Linked DNA regions of Homo sapiens: all the other regions are linked to region 1. The links are chromatin contacts, found by Hi-C or POLR2A ChIA-PET in ENCODE. All regions are on one chromosome and are shown on one strand. The core of a region is the stretch at or near the end of the contact, and the rest is flanking DNA. Distances in the headings are between cores, read along the strand shown. Region 1 overlaps DNM3 (dynamin 3). Region 2 has its middle 160 kb from the start of TNFSF18. Region 3 holds the start of DNM3 (dynamin 3).

Evidence for each region. A loop is a pair of places that touch in the nucleus more often than their neighbours do. ChIA-PET counts read pairs that join two places held with the same protein, here RNA polymerase II (POLR2A). Pooled maps may share reads with other maps.
Region 2: a loop to region 1 is called in a pooled map, with 9 times the contacts of the local background. The contact joins two enhancer-like sites. A Hi-C loop is called at or near these places in 1 of 37 single-sample maps with no recorded cell type and 5 of 50 pooled maps. POLR2A ChIA-PET finds 5 or more read pairs at or near these places in 2 of 52 experiments (OCI-LY7 and activated CD4-positive, alpha-beta T cell).
Region 3: a loop to region 1 is called in a pooled map, with 2.8 times the contacts of the local background. The contact joins the promoter of DNM3 here to the enhancer-like site in region 1. A Hi-C loop is called at or near these places in 2 of 50 pooled maps. POLR2A ChIA-PET finds 5 or more read pairs at or near these places in 2 of 52 experiments (WTC11 and activated CD4-positive, alpha-beta T cell).

Annotation. Positions count from the first base shown.
Region 1 is chr1:172,356,671-172,360,919 of GRCh38, forward strand. All of the region lies in intron 17 of DNM3 (dynamin 3), which reads left to right. Among named protein-coding and RNA genes, the nearest start is that of C1orf105, 62 kb to the right of the region's middle. RefSeq lists enhancers at 2,144-2,223, 3,704-4,249. Within about 2 kb of position 2,266, at least 36 of the 41 ENCODE cell types and tissues checked have a DNase peak (open chromatin) inside an H3K27ac peak, as active enhancers do; they include OCI-LY7, where a contact is called at or near this core.
Region 2 is chr1:172,893,228-172,897,476 of GRCh38, forward strand. No RefSeq gene overlaps it. Among named protein-coding and RNA genes, the nearest start is that of TNFSF18, 160 kb to the right of the region's middle. Within about 2 kb of position 2,129, at least 7 of the 41 ENCODE cell types and tissues checked have a DNase peak (open chromatin) inside an H3K27ac peak, as active enhancers do; they include OCI-LY7, where a contact is called at or near this core.
Region 3 is chr1:171,838,990-171,843,238 of GRCh38, forward strand. DNM3 (dynamin 3) reads left to right here and starts at 2,509. Exons shown (of 21, transcript NM_015569.5): 1 at 2,509-2,828. The coding sequence starts at 2,668. RefSeq lists a silencer at 2,324-2,553 and an enhancer at 2,754-2,933.

The DNA of each region.
Region 1 (4,249 bases), core at 1,016-3,515:
GAAAACTGTACCCCCACAACACTGGAAGTACAGGACCTTTGTTTCTCTCCACCCACATGCTGGTGACTTTTTACCACTAGGAGAGTTATGTACTCACTGTGACTCACAGAAAAAGATAAGGTTACTTTATACTATCTCTCAATAAATGGAGCCAAGGATCCTTGGAGAAATTCCAGGACTGGGGCAGAGAAAGTACAAGATGAGCCTGGAATGTCTCATGATGCTAGAAAGTAAGGAAGTGCTCAAAACCTTATGGGGATATATGTGAAAAAGATACAAGAGGCAAATTACAGGAGGCTCCCAATGACTAAATCTGGGACAATTTCAGAAATAAAATAATGACAGTAATGGATTATAATCCATAGAATAAAATAAGAATCCATACTTACATAAATAAACAGTTGAATGAGTAATTATATGAAGGAGAAGGGAAAGCTGTTCCTCATAATTAATTAATTTAGAAGAGAAGATCAAAATTTAAAAATCACCATTTGCAAAACATCACAGTAATAGTTTCTCTTAAGAATCATCAATGGATGTTAAAATGAGTAGGTAAAAGTATGATGAGAAACAGGATATTCACATAGCCTCAAATATCACCCGCAAGATACTTATTAATTTCAAAGGAGAAAAAATAGAAACTTTACAGTGGAGAAACCTGGAAGACACCATCTTAACCAAATGATCAAAGTTAACATCACTAGTAATGAGACAGATCGACATCACATGTCTCCTGATGTAATGCACTGAGAAAGACACACCATTTATGTGGCGTGTTTTTGCTAAAAATGCACAACCTGAAATTAATAACGAGGAAACATCAAATTGAAGGACACTGTACAAAATAACTGGTCAATACTGTACAAAATTATTAGGGTCATAAAAGATGAAAAAAGACTGAGGTATTGCTCCAAATTAAAGGAGACTAAAGAGGCATAACTAAATGTAATACATGATTGAGGATTAGATCCTGGGTCATAGTATTACAATGTCAATTTCCTTATCTTGATCATTGTTGTGTAGTTTTGTAAGATACTAACATTCGAAGAATCTGGGTGAAGGATGTACAGGAATTCTTTGTATTAATTTTCAACCTTTTAATAAGACAAATTATTTCAAGATGAAAATTATTTTACAAATCAAAGATAGTGTTAATGATAGCTTCCTTAGACCTCTCCATCCTCCCATATTCTAAGAAAGGCCATTTATATGTTACCTCCAGTTCTGTCCACAGACATCAATGCATGGCTTCAGGAAAAGTGGGCCAAGTGCAATGCTGAACAGGAAGGAAACAGTTTGAGTCTGAAGCACAAGGTTCCTACTGTGCTGAATCAGTGTGGTAGAGGCTATTAAAATGCCATCTTTTCCTACCTCCCACTCCTCTCCTTCTTCTGCCTTCATACCCTACATCCCAGACCGCTTTTAATCCTATTGGGAGGGTATACAGAGAGAAATAAAGAAAAAATAATAATGAATGGCTGTGTTCTTTGGCACATGAATAGCAGTTTCCCTTTCGGGACTTCAAGAATAAAAAATGAGAGGCTTTAAATCTTGCTAACTTGTGCAAGAATGTGCGCGTGTGTATATGTGTGTGTGCGTAGGTAAAAATGTAAATGACCACTATGGAAAGAACAATGCTAGCTTTTAAAATCTACTAAAGTAAAAGAAATAATTATTCCTGAATAAGGTATGTCAAACACCAGTGGGAAGAAAGAAGAGCGGGTTATTTTGTTTAGAGCTGGATGAATTAGGAAAATCCCTTTTTACAGCTAACTCAGAGATGAGCTGTTGTTGCCAAGATGTGGTTTATCAAACATCTAGGCTATCTCACAGGATGTGAGTTGGTTTAGCTTTGTAAAATAGCTCTATTTTTATTTTAGCCAAATCTCTACAAGACTCTCAGTCAGCTCCCTCCCCCACCAGAATGAAACAGCAACAACAGCAGTGAAACCTGACTGAAACAGCAGAGTAAATGTTGGCCAGAAGCCTGCTGTGATCCAGCCTGGCTTTTAGAAGGAGTCTCTCTCAGTTTGATTCATTGCTTCTCACAAGCCAGCTCCAGACTGCTTTTCTTGAGATAAAATAAGTTGTAGAAGTATAAAGGGAATGTTGCCACTGGTAATTCTTTTTACTTAAGATAATAAAAAGCACATAAAATTTCCATGCTCATATTTGACTCCTTTCCGGGTCTCCCTTCCTGATTCTAACACACTGTGGAAATGGTGCAAGGAAAAAAAAGCCACAGACAGAGTAGTCGGTATGATTTCAGACCACATGACTCATTACTTGTGCTTCTTTCTGGAGCAGTCTGTTTTCTGTGAGCTGGCTTCACTCTGGTTAATCACTTAGCATGGTGAGATTTCACCTGGTTGCCCCTCTGGTGGCTCAGACGGGGCCTGGGGCATCACTGAATTTATACTGAAAATCAGATGGGCATCTGAACAACTCCCACAAAACACACACACACACACACACACACACACACACACACATTTAATCAGCATCAAGTAGTGCAGTTTCCTTTCTAAGTGATGGGAGCTGCTGGCTGTTGTTTTTGGCTTGAGGCCGCATAGACCAGCCAGCCGTTGTGTAAGCATGGTCTGTCTGAATTGCTTTGGGGCTGTCTTCTTAGAAATCTTCTTGCTGTTCATTATTTTGCCAGCAAGCCATAACTATTACTTTTTTTTTAGATTCCTCAATCTATGTTTTCTCTACTGTAAGATAGTAAAATGTAGAGAATCAGGGAGCCCTATAAATCTTGAAGATTTTTTTTGTCTTAATTTCTTTAATTTGAGATTGGCATTTAAAACCATTGTAGAACTTGTGAACTTGCTAAGTTTAAACTACAATTTGGAGTAGGGAGTAATAACCAAACTGTTCTTCTCATGTTGTTTTAAAAGCTTCTGGTGTATATGCCTTTTTATTTTTTACTCATCATACAGTCTATTCAGAAAAATAAAAAAAAAAAAACCTTAAGTAGCTCTTGGCAGAAGGTCAAAACCAGCATTTCAGGGAAGGTATTTAAAAGTCTTTTAAGTGTGGGCTATTTGTATAAGCAATATCTGCACGTTTCTTATGACTGGGAAGGACTATTTTCACAGTCTTTCATGGAAATATTTCTAGACAATTTTCTGCGGCTCTTTTCCCTGAGCTCATTTATTTGCTTTTGCTTCAGAACACAGCATTTTAATGAGCAGTTTTATGAGCCTAACCTGCGTTCTGCAAGCTCCACATGACTGGATTCCTGTTGCACATAACCTTTGCCCTATTTTCCATTAAAACACAAGACTTTCCTATAATCAACTGTATACTATGACCTTGGAGGAAAAAAATGCAACAGATAGTTTAGTCTACTATTTAGTCTACTTTAGCACACTAAAATTGATTTTTTTAAAAAAATTAGTTGTTTCCTTATAATTTTTAAAAGTGTACATATTAGTATTTTCATCACAAATTTATTTTGTAAGATGCCTAATTCAATATTACCATATCCCTCTGGGTAAATAACTCATTTAGCTATCTTTATAATCCACTGAGGGATGTACAAAGGTAAGATGAACCCCAAATCAATTTGGAATTATGAACATTCAAAACAAAATAAAATGCAAAGTTTTCTATCTCCACTTGGTCTTACATATAATAATAGGTGTCAGGAAGTTCCTTCTTATAGCAAAGCTAAATCATCATCTGATGCATTTTGACTCCTCTTTGTGCTTTAATTCAAATGTAAAACAACTATTTTTCACTTTATAGATAGTATCCTACTATTTTTATATAGAATAACTTTCTCTTGTATACCCTGAGACATCCAAATTTGTTTACTTTTACTTCCAGTATTTTAATCCGTTTTCTTAATATCTGCTAAATATTCAAGCTCTCCCTTTCATTTGAGCAGTAGAGCCTCAGGCAAAATGCAGAGCCCCTGCAAGGGTCTAACAAGTGCTAAGAACAATGGAGCTATTGTTGTGTAACACACCCAGCTCCCCTCTGGATCATGCATTCCAGCCATGTTTGCCTTTTAAAACTACACTATGGATTTAAGGTAGTCTGCGGTTGCTTGTAACACCTTTGCTCTTTTTCTGCCCTGCTTACTTTAGCCAATCTGTCCTCATCTTATAATTCTGTTTACATTTTCTTCTTAGGACAAGGAAGGCACTCTTTAAAACAGAGTGCAGTAAGTTTAGGGCAAATGAAAGGAAATCTACTTCACATAGCAGGTTATAAACTTGTGGAACTCATTAGTCCCAAA
Region 2 (4,249 bases), core at 879-3,378, 540 kb after region 1:
AACCAACATAATCTCAGAATTCTCATTATCAGGTCTACTGGAAAATCCTGTATGGCAAGGCTGTTGGGCTGTCCTTTCCTTTCCAAGGCTGATGATATCTCTGGCTTTCTTGATAGCTGACTGAGGAGGAGGAAGCCACCAGTGCTAACATGCACTGTGATTCTGGGAAGAAGGGTATTCCCAAAGCACAGAGACACCAATAACTGTCATTTTCAGAATTACTGTGATGGTGCTGGTGGTGAAGGTAACCCAGAATAGTTGCCTGCATATTTAAAGGACAATGAGGTTTCTGGAACCATGGAGATGGGCCTGGGCAGGAATAGTCTTTTTCCTGAAACGACATGAGCTTTGCCAACAAAAACACAGAACTCTGGTAGCTTAGCCTTATTCTTGCACCAAGGAGAGTAAGGCTGGTCTTTGGCTCTTTGCCTGCTGGTGTTTGGCTCCTTGCCTGTTGATGTATCCTTATCCTAATTAGACCTTCTTTATGCTACAAGGCAGAATCCCAGAGAGGAGGCTGTGCATGAGGTGGGGTTGGGGCTGAGTGGGGGGAAGGTGTCTTTAGTAGACTCCTGTGAAAATATCTTTAAAAGTCTAGAGAACAAGGAGAGTAAAGCTGACTAACATTCAAAAGGACCTCCTAGCATTCCAAGTAAACAGAAACATCCAGATTTCAGTAAAGATTAAGACGAGACTTTCTGATAAGATTTGATACGTCGAGATCACCTTTGTGGCCAGATAACAATAAAACTCTTTTCCTGCAGTAAACTAACTACCTAGGCTACACAAATAATGTGAGAAATAGTTTCCAAAAATAAATAAAAATACTAAAATATAAATTAACATTTACAAAGAACTGCAACCAAATGACCATTAAACAAATACTTTCTGAAGAAAAGATGTAAAATGAATCAAAACATAAAAATTATAAAACAGTCTTATGATCTTATGATATACATAAATTACCTTTATGTTTAAAAAATCAGTAACTGGAAAGTTGTTATTTTCTGCCAATTTGTGATTTTAACCAATTTGTTTTGGTTTGTAAAGAAAGGGGTGGAAGAATACATAGCAAACGGATAATACTGTCCACTTCAGGGAAAGGATCAGCAAGGGACACAATGTTTTATTCGCTTGTATTGGTTTTCAGCCAATTTATGATTTTAACCAATTTGAGCAATTCAGTTGGATGGAGAAATTTTAGCTGTAAAATCAATACGAGAAAGTTGTTCATTTTCCCCAATGCTGATACAAGATCAAAAGACTTTCACATGCATGATTTCCAAAATGACTCAGTGAAATATAGAAATAAGACCTTAGAGCTGATGATTGACTGGTAGAAGGGGGTTTTCATTCTCTTATCTGGTGTAGCATGCCTTTGGATGTCCCTGTGTTTTAGGGCAGTATAAACAGTATTAATACATGATGACTTGGCTGTTGAACAAAAAGGGCCTGAGATATGGGCAATTGTGTGGTGAGAGGTATTCTTCAAAGACAAGCTCTTCAAGATGATTTCCTGCAGAGAATCCTATCAAGCCTGAATGAACAATGCAAGGGGTGACTGTCTTACAAGCTTCAGCGCAAAACATTTTGGTACCACAGTCTGTGGGTTGTTCACCTGCAGGACAGTAGCAAGGTAAGTCATAATAAAGCACTCTAGTGAAAAAAGAAGTGTCCACACAAGCTGAAGAGCAGATATGGGGTGTGTCAACAACACTGTCATATGATATGTGTTCCAAATTTCTTTGGTGGAAACACAGATGCAAAGATATTAACCGAAAGAGAGAGAAAAAGAGAGAGAGCGCGAGAGAGCGCGAAAGCCAGCTGAAACATTTTTATAGATCATTATGATATTAATTCCCCAGACTCAATACCACCAAAACTAGAAAAGGAAACCTGATCAAATTCTTTGCAAATTCTGAGTCATGAAAAACTTGTGAATAGTACTGTACATTTCAGATTACTAAATTAGAGCTCATCGGAGGATTTATATGACTGGTTACTGGTGAAAAGATCAGAGAATGTCCTTTCATCCATCAGTACTAACTGAAAAGGGAGTCGATTTTTTATAAGCAAAGGCAACAGGCTGAGCCATGTGTATTTCCTGAGGTGTTGCTTTGACATTTGAAAGTGAAACTCGACACTAGAAGCTTAGATGCGTCCGGTGAAAAACAATCTGTGAGCTGTGAAACTGCAAAACAATTCTGTGGATCATTCAGTAAAGTCATTTCTTCCTTTGGTTTCCTTTAACAATAGTACTATGATATTGACAAACTTGCTCTATTTGGGTGTTTTCTTTCTATTTTCTATTCTTTTGAGTGTTAATGAATTAAGGTGTCCATGAAATTAAACTTTTGGTGATAGAAATATAATTATTATAACTTTTATATTTACTAAAACTCTCTGCTTAATAAAATTTATGAAGGTAATGTATGTTTGGTGTAAGTCAAACAAATACAAGTGAATAAAATATTGTCTCCCTTGCTGATCCTTTCCCTGAAGTGGACAATATTATCAGTTTGCTATGTATCCTTCCACACTTATATTTATGTCTATAAAATGTATGTGGATTAATTTGCAAAAATGGCGAAGCATTCTTCTCATCCCTGTAGCATCTCCTTTTTGTAGTGCAGCTTTACTGCTCCTCCCACCAAGGAGTGGAGTCTATTTCTTCACCTTTTGAACTTGGGCTTGGCAGGGATGAATTCCTTTATATCACTGGGACATGACAAACAAAAATGATGACAAATGTGACATTGGGACAACAAATATGATGAAAACCACTTGCCTTGGGGCTTGTCATAATCACCATGGGAATTCTATTGTATCCATAGTTATGCATACAGCCCTCTAAATCATGAAACACAGTAATGTGTTTAAAAAGATTTCTGAAGTCATTGGTTTGAAGGAATAGATCTTGTAACAAGTGTTGTGGGATCTTGGGATATATATGCAATAAAATCTCTGAAATCTTTAGCTATTCACCTGTAAATATATGCTTTATTTTTAAGAGGACAAGAATTGTTATATGAGTCATGTAAGAATATATGATCCCTTTCCTTTAAAGGCTTTTGAATATAGCTGAAAAGATGAAGGTATTACAACACTCGCTTTTCATGTTTTTATACTCTATTCTCCATTTCAGCCAGTGCTCCATTCCCACAAATTTCCAAGTTTCCCATGCTTGCTTCGTCTTCTCATCTTGTAGGGACCATATAGGAGAGTGATGTGATAAATTAATTTACACTAACATGACAGGATTTTATTGGTTATTCTTTTGATGTGTATAATTGCCTTTTAAAAGAAACCTGGAGAGAGACTAACTAGAGCTTAATTGAAAGGCATGAAGTGATAATGATGGAATTTTAGGCCATAAATATCTGAATGTTGAAAGTTTACACCCAATTTCTTCCACCTGTCAGCCTGCCCTTAATACCTTCTTAGATAAAACAGTATTATTCCTTACTCCAGGATTAAATTATATGTAATTTGAGATACAATTTTTTTTATTTTATTAACAGAGGTGATACAAGAGTAGAAGAAATTGTAGTAACATATTTATAATCAGAACTAGGAATATTGACCACTAATGTAGTCAAAATAATTTTTTCATAACTGTCAGGAGAGGGAAAAACCAACATGTGCCTCAACACAAATACTATATACAAATAGTTTAGTATATTGAAGCACTAGAACCAATCAGATCATTTTTCAAGATGTATGCAAAAATTACAATAGCATCAGCTTATTAGTAACAACATTCACAAGACGGTTACTTCACTGCAACTCACCTTAAGCATGGTCAGCTATTATACATGTATAGATGCTTAGGGACCAGTAGTGTTATAGCTAGATAAGATGATTGATTAATTGATTGACCGATACATAGAGAGATAAATAGGACAGAGACTACAGTGAGCTTTATGTATATTCCACTTAAGCCATATAGTCCAATGACCATACATTGGACCTTGATATCACCCACCTGAAATCTCTCCTGAAATCTTTATTTTTCTTTTTTTAATTTTTGTGGGTATATAGTAGGTGTATATATTTATGCAGTATATGAGATATTTTGATATAGGTGTAGAATGCATATTAATCACATTAGGGTAAATGGGGTATCCATCAGCTGAAGCATTTCTCCTTTCTTTGTGTTACAAACAATCGAATTATACTCTTAGTTTTTTAAAAATGTACAATGAATTATTGTTGAATGTAGTCATCCTGCTTTCCTATTAAATACTAG
Region 3 (4,249 bases), core at 1,259-3,758, 520 kb before region 1:
GAAACATTCACAGGTTCCAGGGATTAAAATGTGGACATCTTTGGGAAGGGCATTATAGTGAAAGAGAGGGACATGTAAATTAGTGACTTAATGCAATATGCCAAGGGCAAGAATGAAAATCTATTCAGGGTACATATATATATGTATATATGTGTATATATGAAAAGCATAGAGGAAAACGGTTGTTTGAGAAATGATGGTTGTAACTGAGGCACTGGCAGCAAGGATGGACAGAAAATGGCTTCTAGGAAGGTAGAATGGGTATTATTTGGGTACCAATTTGGTGTAGGGGATGAAGGAGAGAGAGGGAAAAATGAAGTGAGAATGACTTCCAGATTCTGGATTGGGATTGGGCAGGCTTGTCCCTGAGATAGGGAGCACACTATCTCTAGTGTGAGAATGTATTTATAGGATTCTTTGACTGCAAGTAAAAGAAATATGAGTTGAATTAGGTTAGGCAAAGAGGAGAATTTATTATAAGTTTATTGGCGGGGAGGTTGTACAAGGAACTGAGGACAGGATTACAGTTGGACATCAGACATGAACAAGATTGAGGATACAGGTACTATCCGGATCTTCCCTCTTCTTTCCCTGTGCTCCTCTCCTTGTGTCTTTTCACTTTTCTCTTTCTCTGAAGATGAGCACTTCCCTTCTACTGGTGAAATCTTACTAACCATAGTTGCCAATGTTATTCCTCACTTATAGTTCAGTCACTCAGACAAAGGCCAATCTCTCTCTCAATTGCATACTCCTGGGAAAAGGCTTTGATTGGTAAAGCTCAAGTCAGGTGCCCAATCTGGTGCACACAGCTATGGCCAGGGCTCAGTTTTTCTTCATGCCTTTCTATCTTCATGACTGCTCTGGCTACAACCATGCATTGGATGGAGTGTTTCTTAGAAAAGGTTTCCTGGGCAGACATTCTAATAGAGATCCACTTCAGTGGAGATGCATTCAGTTTTATTTGTCTTTTTCTGCTGCTTTAAAAAAAAGTTGAGATGTAATGTACAGTAAAATGCACATCACTTAAAAGTTTAGTTTGAGGAGTTTTGACAAATGTATGCCCACATCCCAGTCAAGACATGGGACATTTCCATCACTCCAGAAAGTTTCCTCATGCCTCCTACAGTCAATCTCCACTCCTCAAAGACAACCACAGTTCCGATTTCTATTACCATAGAATAGCTTTGCTGGTTGTAGAACTTCACATACATGAAATCAAACCAATATGGTCTTTGGCCTTTTTCATTCTACATAATGTATCTGAGATTGTTGCTATATCAAAAGTCTTTTTTGTGGCAGAGATTATTTCACTATATATATATACCACGTTTGTTTATTCATTCACCTGTTGATAGACATTTGGGTTGTTTTCAGGTTTTTTGACATTATGAACATTTTAATATGTCTTTTTAGAGTTAGAAGGAACTGTACATTAAATGCTGAGATTACAAAAGATGACTTCAGTTTTGAATAAATTGAGTCTGTAGTACTTGTAGGACACTCAGGTAGTATTCTGGGCTCCTCTTGGAGTACAGTCTAAGTTGCAGAAGAGAGACAGGGTCTAGCAATGTAAATTTCTGTAGTCGCCAGCCTTGATTCAGAGTTAAAGCTATGGGAAAGTCCTCAGGCAGAGGACAAACATTAGACAAGAAAATGCCCATATATGAAACCCTGCGAAGCATCAGTATTTGAGGAGCAGACTAAAAAGGAACCGTCTGTGGAGGCTAAGAGAAGCATGGCCATTTATCTTTGTGTCCCGATCATCAGGCACAGGACCCCACACACAGTCACTTCTCAATGTGCTAAATTTCACAGAATGCGTCCAGGGTACCTGGTTCTGGATAGATCCGGTAGAAGGAGATAGACCGGGAGGGCAAATGGCATGAGGAGTCTCACAGGCCAGAGTGATTAAAGGGGTGTATCGGGGCGGTAAACCCTACAGACTCTACCTGTGCTTATGCGGGGCTGGGGAGGACGAGTCATTACAGATGAAGAATTAAGTAAGGTCAGACCACTCAGGGCCTTAGATGGATGTCACATTGAAGAATTTAGACTCCAACAGGCCTGCCACCCTGGGAGGAGTCATCGCGGATTCTGGAGAAGGGCGTGACAGAGGAGATTTCCTTTCGGGAAGTGTAGTCTGGCAGCGGTGCCCCGGTGGTGGCGGCGGCGGTGCTGCTGTTGCTGGTGATCGTGTGGTGGTGTTAGCGGCGATAGTGCTTTCCACTGGGCTTTGGCTTGGTAGCCGCTGAAAGAGAACAACGCTGCCGCTGCTGCTGATTTCATGCCATTTCCTGACCCGGCGCTGTAACTTGGCCTCTGAGCCTTGGCCACAGAACGCAGAGGCCGTGGCATCTGGCCGCAGCTGGGCTGCAGTGCGTGCGCGCCTGGCCTGGTGGTCCGATGGGAAGCCCGGGGCGGGGCAGCCGCGGGGCGGGGGCGGGGCGTCGCGGAGATAGGCCACGCCCCTGCCCGCCCGCGCAGGCGCGCTGCGGGTCGTTAGCTGTCAGAGCCAAGCGGCGGGCTGGCGGCGGGCTCCGACGTCTGCGCCAGGACCTGGCTGGCTGAGCCCGGCGCAGCAGCAGCAGCCAGGGCAGCGCGGCCCCTACTCCCTGTCAGGTCGTAGAGGCGAGCAGGGACCAGCTGGTCGCCGGCCCCTCGGGCAAGATGGGGAACCGGGAGATGGAGGAGCTGATCCCGCTGGTGAACCGTCTGCAGGACGCGTTTTCGGCGCTGGGACAGAGCTGCCTGCTGGAGCTGCCGCAGATCGCCGTGGTGGGCGGCCAGAGCGCCGGCAAGAGCTCGGTGCTCGAGAACTTCGTGGGCAGGTAAGCGCGCAGGGCGCGGAGTAAGGATGCGGCAGTGGGGCGACCCCGCTGCGGGCCGTTGGAACGTGGACGGGCAGCGGGAGCCAGAGGGTGGATGGACCAGGCGCTGCGGTGGAATGGGGGGCAGAGTGGAATGGGGGGCAGAGTGGCGGTGTCCGTGGGGCGGGCGGGGTCCTCCAGCTCTGGGCATCCTCCGTCCCCTGCCACCCCCCGCCTGGTGGCCCTCCTGCCTGCCTTTCATCGTGCGATACAAAGCCATTTCCTCCCTGTCCTCCAGTCGGGGAGTCGGGGGAGGGGTCCGCCCCGGGCTCGACCCCCACCCCCTCGGTGCGCGCCAGCCCCGGGCAGCCTCCCTGCGTAGCGCGCCGAAAGCTTCCCAGTGCCCCTCTCCTGTTTTCCCAGCTCAACACCCCCCTCCTTTTCCTGTCGCCCTCCGTGAGGCTCCCTGTGAGGCTGTGGGGCTTTATCCCCCGAGCCCCCTCCCTTAGGTGGAGATGCTTTCCTTCTCGCCAGGGTTCTCGTTCCTCTCAGCTGTCTACTGTTGCCTGCCTCTAGCTGGGGAGGCGGGGTGCGAGGAGAAAGACGTCGTTTGTTGTGGTGAAGCTTTATCCAGAGACGCTTCCCCACCATTCTCCTCCCGGAGAGTCGAAGAATAAAAGGTGGTGTGTTTGCGTGTGCACCTATTCACAGCTTCAGGCAATTGTGAGAGAGCCCGAGGCACAGACTTGGCAGGGGGTGGACGTGGACTTATGTTGTCCAGGTGCCATGTCATTCCTGCATCATCTCGGAACTGACCAGCATCTTTCTCGCACTCTCTCTGCGCCCCCTCCCCCAGCATCATCTTCCGTTCTCTAAGCTCCTATTTGTCTTGCTAGCCTTCAAGACAACATTCTGAATCTAAATTGTAGCTGTGGTTTTCCTCATGACTCTTAATACAGAAACAGCTAAGGAATTAATTTTCGAATTAGGAATCAGCATTTCTTCCACTGAGCAATTCATGAGGGATTAAGTTACCTTAATGGCCTTGCCTGAAGAGTGCAGACATTTGCTAAGAAAAGCCCATTTAAAAGCATTATGAAAACTGAAATCTGTTTCCTAGTAATAGAAAACCAGGTAGAAATGTACAGTATCCAAGAAAAAATGCTGGCGAGATTGTACTTTATTCTTTTTATTTGGCTCATTCGTGACTTGGGATGCAGAAGGTTCCTGTTTCTGTTCCTTTTTTCTTTTTTTGTTAGTGCTTGGTGATGTGTAGAATTTAGAGCTGAATATTCCCACATTTCCTTTGGAAATGTTAGTGTTCATAAAGTACATATTCCTTTCTCTCAAATGATATTCCATCTCTCAGATGATATTTTTTTTCCTGTATGAACTAGAAAGATAAGAAGCCTAACAAAGTAAAATTGCTGACAATTGGCTTG